3 separate regions of the Homo sapiens genome follow, and all the other regions are linked to region 1. A link is a loop called in an ENCODE intact Hi-C map of the cell type or tissue named here. Cell type or tissue: heart left ventricle. All regions are shown on one strand. Region 1 overlaps HDDC2 (HD domain containing 2). Region 2 has its middle 78 kb from the start of RNF217. Region 3 has its middle 92 kb from the start of RNF217.

Region 1 (2,500 bases):
CCAGGAGCTACCCTTATCCTCCAGTCTTCTCCTTTATTTATGAGTTACTCCAGTATCCTTCCTTTATTTCTGAATTACTCCAGTACTCTCAAAAAGCTTCAAATTCCTTCACCACCTTCATCCCATACCTTTTAATCAGCCTCAGTTCTTCTAACCACAGAGGTTAGGCTCTTTGAACGGAATATGGCTATAAAAACCATTTTTGGCAATATAAAGGTCTTACATAAAATAAAATAGTGAGTTGCAGGAAAGCAGTGAAAATAAAATTGGACATTTGTGTGTATATTTATTTATTACTGGGAGAAAAAAAATGTTACAGAATACAACCACTTCCAGAGCAAACCACATTTGCCAATGTCAACAATCCACTCTTATAAATAACATCACCATCTTGAATGGCTTGTTCAGTTACAGAGTGGTAGCATCACACTACCCTTAGTAGGAAGGAATTTAGCTTATGTTGTACATGCATTCTCCCTTGTTTCTTTTTCATAAATTTCAGCAAGAATACTTGAGAAAATACTTTATATTTTCACAAATTAACTGTGTCTTTATAGATTCCTTTTCTCTACACTATTGCAGAAACACAAGTTTGCCAATTACTTCCAGTTGAAAAGAATGAACTAAATCATATGTACATACAGGTATATGAACATCTCAACTGTAGAATGCAAACATGAAAGTCCTGCTCTGACAGGAGACTATTTTATTCTCTTTAAAATGACACACCTAGAACTGAATACAGTGATATATGTATGATCTGACCAAGGTGGAAGAAAATGGAATCATCACCTTCCTCATGCTAGATACTATATTCCTTTAAGTGCAGTGTAAGACTGAATTGGCTTTTTGGTGATCACATCCAATTACTAAGTTATTAATAGGCTTCTTTTTGTTCAAAATCACCATATTCTTTAAAAAACAAAACAGCAAATACGTTGTTGCTCTCTTCCTGAAACTGAACTATGATTTTCTGAATCTAGGCTGATTGATATTTGTTAATCACACAATCAGAATAGCATTTTTGAAACCTTGTAGAGAGTTAATATTCTTTGTTTGGCAGCACATGCCAGAATCATGCCTTTTTAATTGAACCCTCTGAAATCAACATGGCTGAGGTCCAGGGTACACAGCTGAGTATGCCAGCCTTTCCCTTCCTGGCAAGCGATGAGCCCTGACACTTCCACTTCTATACTGAGTTTCACCTTGTTGTTCAGTCATAGATTTAGAGTGACAGCTTCCCTAGCCTCTTCCTCTGTTAGCAAAATATGTCAAAAATCTGCCTAAAGTGCCGAGCTGAATGAAGCTTTCAGCAAATATTTTGTGTCAGTTTTGTGACAAGTAACTGGAAGGTATTATTCATCATTCAGACACTGATGAGGCTGAAGAGTGTAGTAGTCAACTGAAGACCAGATCCAGACTGGGTTTCAAACCCGGCTCGCCATTTATTAATACTAGCTGTGGAACCCTGAGCAAGTCATTTGACCTCTTTGTCCTTCAGGTTTCTCATCTACACAGTGGGGTTAAATATTGGTACCTACCTAAAGGGATCATAGGGATTAAACAGTTAATACACATATAAAGTGCTTATTATTGGCACATAATAAGCACTTTATAAATCTGCCACATAATAAGCACTCTATAAATGTTTGCTGTGTTTTTCATTTTCTCCTTCTTGTCATACTTACTCTATGATAAAGTTCCATTCTCTTTGTAATCTCCAAGTTCTTTAGCAACTTTAACCCTCCCAGACACAGGCATACCACGACTCTGCCCTCTGTTTCAATAAGGTTTCCCCTTTGCAAAGGAATATGACCTGCCACCATTATATTCCAGCTTCAAGTTCCACCTCACTAGATCACAGTGATCCTTATCAGACATCATTTATCAACCTGCATTATCAACCTGCATAATATCAAGTGTATGTTAATATGTTTAGGAATGAGGCCAGACTACAAGTATTGCTTTTGGCTCCTTTCTAAATTTGTTTCTTCTATGCCCTCATTCTCCCTTTCATCTTAATACCTACTTTTCTCCAAAACAATCAGCCTTCCAGGTTTATCAAGTATAGTTGGTCCTCCATATCTGTGGGTTTTGCATTAACGGATTCAACCAACCATAGATAAAAAAAAAAATTAAAAAAAAAGATACAAATAAAAAACAATACAGTGTTATCAACTATTTACATAGCATTTGCATTATATTAGGTATCATAAGTAATACAGAGATGACAAAGTATATGGAAGGGTATGTGCAGGTGATATACAAATACGACACCATTTTATCTTCAGCATCTGCAGATTTGGTTATCTATGGGGGTCCTGGAACCAATACCCCATAGATACTGAGGGACCACTGTATTTTTTCTCCCTCCTACTTTAGTTTAGAGGCTCACTGATGTAGCCAGCAAGGGCAAATGAGGTTTCCTGGTTCTCATTAGGCAAATTCCACTCAGAGCCAAGAAACCCTCATTTAATTATCTTAATGCATGGTTCAGACA
Region 2 (2,500 bases), 410 kb before region 1:
CAAACAGAGGTAATTTGACATTCTCTTTTCCTATTCGGATGCCTTTTATTTGTTTCTCTTGCTTGGTTGCTCTGGCTGGGATTTCCAGTACTATGTTAAATAGGAGTGGTGAAAGTGGACATCCTTGTCTTGGACATAAAGATGGAAACAATAGACACTGGGGACTCCAAAAGGGCGGAAGGAGGGAGAGGGACAAAAGTGGAAAAACTACCTACTGGGTACTATGTTCACTATTTGGGGCTCAATAGAAGCCCCAAACTCAGCAGCATGCACTTTACCCATGTAAAAAACCTGCACAAGTACCTCTTGAATCTTAAAAAAAAAAAAAAAAAAAAAATCTAGCCAGGTGTGGTGTGTGGTGGCTCACACCTGTAATCCCAGCACTTTGGGACGCTGCGGCGGGCGGATCACGAGGTCAAGAGATCAAGATCATCCTGGCCAACACGATGAAACCCTGTCTCTACTAAAAATACAAAAATTAGCTGGGCATGGTGGCGTGTGCCTATAGTCCCAGCTACTCAAGGGACTGAGGCAGGGGAATCGCTTGAACCCAGGAGGCAGGGGTTGCAGTGAGCCGAGATTGTATCACTGCACTCCAGCCTGGTGACAGAGTGAGACTCCATCTCAAAAAAAAAAAAAAAAAAAAAAAAAAAAAAATCCTTACAGCTGTTCACGGCTCCCTTAGGCAAATGGTCTCTCTCTCTTTCTCTCTCTGTCTCTCTCTCTTTTCCCATCACATCCTGGGAAGCTGTCTCTTATATTGGCACTCACCTGGATATAAATTATAGAGGCACTTACTCTTCTGTCGTCCCCTGATTTAAAATAAAAAAAGAAAAATAAACAAAGATTCAGGCTAGCTGATATTCCACAGTGTTTTTTTTTTTAAAAAAAAAAAAAGATAGCAGAGAGATTTTTAAAAAACATCTTTGAAGAATATTCATTCATAGCCTGGCTAGCAAAAATGAGAAGCTAGAGGCTGCATACTTAGTCCTTATACACATTTGCTTGACAGAAAATGTTACAACTGGTATAATATGTAGTGTACTTGTAGGCAACTAAGTTCTTACAAAGCTCCTAATTTAGAACAGCATTTCTCAGTGTTTTGTTAAACAATAGCACCCCTAGATACATTACAATAGAGAGAGAAGAGGCTCTTGTCAAGAAAATTTAAACTGCTTTATACCATGTACATACATCTCTTGGAGATTTATAACGTACATTCGGGTAGGAAAAACAATACTAGAAAAGCCACCTTAATTCTTTTTAACCACATTTTTCCCAAAGTTGACAATGAAATTCTTTTTAAACATAATTCTTACTAATATTCTACAGAACCTGTGTTTTATTAAACTCCCCTTTAGGAATCACAAATTTAGAGCATATCTAAACTGCACTAGAAGAAAAGAGTCTAATCAGATTAAAAGCATTTGGCATTCATTTCTAAGATTATAAATTATGTATATTTTTCCCAATTAATCTAATCCCCTTGGCTTGCTATAATGCTTGCTACTACTTTAAAGTAAATGATATCCAGCGGCTTTATTGTTCTTCCACACATATTCTTCCACTGAAGTAACTGAATGATTCCACCACCACAGGTGATCCAAAACATAAGGTGTATGCCTTATCAGAGAATGAGACACCAAAAACTAGCTCACTCTCGTTGAACTGTTGAAGTCAACTGTACATCAACTATTTGAAAAATGGAAAAACTAGAGCAAATTCTTTGGAGACATAAACAAACTTTGCTAGTTTGCTTACTCATCCTTAGGCCTGTCCTCATACCTCAGCCCTTTTCCAATTCACCTCACACCAATCATATAGTCATTTCTTTCTTCAGCAGGCAGTAGGTTTATAGATTAAATGATGCTTGGTATTAAAATATCTGGAGGCTGTCACCCACCCACAGAGATTATTGAGGCAGGATCCTTTACCTCAATGAGCTTAAAAACTAGAAGCAGAGAAAATGCATAAACAATGAATGGAGTAATACCCATTATGGTAGGAGTTTCTAGGAAGTTCTCTGCAAGCCCGGTGGAAAGTGGCTCAGTGCTATGAACTGAATGTTTGTGTCTCCCCAAACTTCACATGTTGATATCCTAACCCCTAGTGCAACGATATTAAGAGGTGGGGTGGGAGATAATTTAGATCATGAAGGTACAGCCCTAAAACAATGGGATTTGTGCCTTTCTAAAAGGGACTCCAGAGTACTCTCTTGCTCTCTTTCTGCCTGAGGAACCAAGGAGAAGTCAGTCTGCAGCCTGGAACAGGGCCCTCAGCAGACCCTGACTATGTGGGCACACTGATTTCAGACTTCTGGTCTCTAGAACTGGGAGGAGTAAATTTCTGTTGTTTATAAACCACCCAATCTACGATATTTTATTACAGCAACCCTAATTGACTAAGATTCTCAACCTCGGCCAGGCGCGGTGGCTCATGCCTGTAATCCCAGCACTTTGGGAGGCCGAGGCGGGTGGATCACGAGGTCAGGAGATCGAGA
Region 3 (2,500 bases), 420 kb before region 1:
TGAAAGAAACCAATCTGTAAGAGCTACATGCTGTATGAATCCAAATATATGACATTCTGGGGAAAGATGAAACTATGGAGACAGTAAAAACATCAGTAGTTGCCAGGGATTAAAAGCCAGGAAACAATGAGTAGGCAGAGCACATGCATTTTTTAGGACAGTGAAACTACTCTGTATGATCCTATAATAGTAATTACATGTCATTATAAATTTGGCCAACCCCGTAGAATGTACAATACCAAGAGTGAACACTAACGTAAACTATGGACTTCCAGTGATTATGTGTCAATGTAGGCTCATCAATTGTAACAAATGTACCATTTTGGTGGAGGATGTTGATAGTGGGGAAGGTTGTACATATGTAGGGGGAGGGAGTATATATATATACCTTCTGCTCAATTTTGCTGTGAACCCAAAATCACTCCAAGAAATAACATCTATTAATTTTTAAAAAGGAAGAAAGAAAAAAGTAAATGCCTAATACCATGAAGTTGCTGTGACAACTAATATAAACAAAATACATAAACACTTAGCATATAGTCGACACTAAATAAAAATTAGTCTTTCTGTTTCTTTCCCTCTCTTTTGACCATGAAAAACACAAATAAGAACACAATTTTAGTACTTGTAACGATGAAGAGATTATGTAACATGTAACAGTATTTATAACTCAGTCTATTTGCCCATTAAAATATTATAAATTAGAATCTATTTTAACAATGTATACTCTACAATCCACAAATTTAATCACGTTTGTTGAATGAGTGACTGAATAAATAAATAAGTCACAAACTCTTCTCTTTTCTACAACACTCTTTTTGCACTTGACTGCTGTTCTTCGTGTATTAGTGGACAGAGGACAGGACCTTGATGTCTGAATTTACCAGCTACATGAGCTTGGGAAAGTCACTTAAACTCTTTGTACCTCAATTTTGTCATTTGTCAAACCAGCAATCATTAAACTCTTTGAGATAATGGCTGGGGAATACATAGTACTTTGCTTAACATATAACTACCTAATAACATTACCTTCCTTCTTTCTTCTATCCTTATGATGTTTCCATTTGACCCCTAAAATTTTGTCTTCTAAATATAAGAATTTTTTTAGAGGTTTCTGGTACATGCAAATTGCCCCTGGTTATCACACATTGTTTTTCAGGTAAACTGGTTAATCACTAACTATCAAAAGTAATAAATTCCAGCTACGTTTCAGAAAGTTAATTGTAAAAATATGGATGTAGGAATTCTGACATAATCTTGGAATTCATTGATAAAAACCCAGGATTTCCCATATCTACCAGTAAGCAGAAGAGGGAGCTCTAAGCCTGGAATTCAAACTCCAGCTTTCTTAAAGCTAAAACTTGATCAAATTTTTGAACCTGTATAAACAAACTCTAAACCAAAAATATCTAAACTATATAAATTCAAGAAGACAGCAAAAAATTCTGATCCATCATCCAAGGATTTAAATATGGAATAATTTATCTTTTGTCCCAAACTCAATATAAACTCCTTTAATGCCATTAACATGAAATGCTTGCTTTCGAGGCATGTTTATTTTTAAAAGTCCACTGATATATTTAAATACATACAAGTATTTGTAAGTTTTTCCTATGTATGATAATATAGCCTTTTTGTGTATAAAAATGTTTGAGAATTTGTAAAGAATGGGGTCATTTTTCCCTTTGTTACAACTTTCTTCTAGTCTAATTCTCTGTGTTGCTAAAATTTACAGACACATTCCTAAGGCTATACAAATGTCGAATCTCTATGATTCTTGGCAGAATTAGTCTTTTATCCATTTACGGTCAAATCTGACTGATTCTTATTGTTTTTAATAGCTATATCTATATTTATCTTTCTCCTTCTCTCTCTCTCTCTCTCTAATTTTATCAGTTCAGACCTCACAATCTATATATTAGTAATTTTTCAGACATTACCAGAAACTATGAAAACCATAATTATTTCACAACTTAATTCCAGCATAGTTACATACAAAAGAGAAGGAGTAAAGGGTTAGAGCATGTACTACTTCAGTCAATTACATTATCTGAAGCACCAAGAAGAGAAAAAATTCATCTCCATTCAATCAATATTATGGCTTAATCACATTTTCTATAAGGATGTAAAAATGAGGGACTGGGGATTTGAAAATGGCTCTGTCACTATCTCTGTGACACTTGAAACATAGAATTTTGCTTAACTTTTTAATGAGAAGAATAATTACTATTATACAAGGCTGTTGGGCAGATTAAATGAGATAATATATGTGTACAAGTTTCTTACACAGTGCCTGTAACACAGCTGCTCAATATAAATGACTGTCTTCTTTTCTAATTTTATAAAGCCTCTATCATTAAAGTTTGCGCTTTAATACAAACCAGGCTGGGTGCGGTGGCTCACGCCTGTAATCCCAGCACTTTGGGAGGCCAAGGCGGGCAGATCATGAGGTCAGGAGTTCGAGACCAGCCTGGCCAACATGGTGACACCCCATCTCTAC

What was found. A loop is a pair of places that touch in the nucleus more often than their neighbours do. Peaks named below come from ENCODE experiments on the same cell type or tissue, not always from the same donor. Only the 100,000 strongest peaks of a DNase experiment are listed, where the experiment ranks them.
Region 2: a loop joins it to region 1, with 4 times the contacts of the local background. A loop is called at or near these places in 16 of 110 quality-filtered maps.
Region 3: it touches region 1 in a loop (4-fold over the local background); 16 of 110 quality-filtered maps call a loop at or near these places.

What each region holds. Positions count from the first base shown.
Region 1 is chr6:125,293,990-125,296,489 of GRCh38, forward strand. The region is part of intron 3 of HDDC2 (HD domain containing 2); the gene reads right to left. Among named protein-coding and RNA genes, the nearest start is that of HDDC2, 6.7 kb to the right of the region's middle. In heart left ventricle, no CTCF peak of the experiment used is centred here; no DNase peak of the experiment used is centred here; H3K27ac peaks cover 1,490 bases.
Region 2 is chr6:124,883,640-124,886,139 of GRCh38, forward strand. No RefSeq gene overlaps it. Among named protein-coding and RNA genes, the nearest start is that of RNF217, 78 kb to the right of the region's middle. In heart left ventricle, no CTCF peak of the experiment used is centred here; no DNase peak of the experiment used is centred here.
Region 3 is chr6:124,869,498-124,871,997 of GRCh38, forward strand. No RefSeq gene overlaps it. Among named protein-coding and RNA genes, the nearest start is that of RNF217, 92 kb to the right of the region's middle. In heart left ventricle, a CTCF peak has its summit at 1,311 (motif pointing right); no DNase peak of the experiment used is centred here.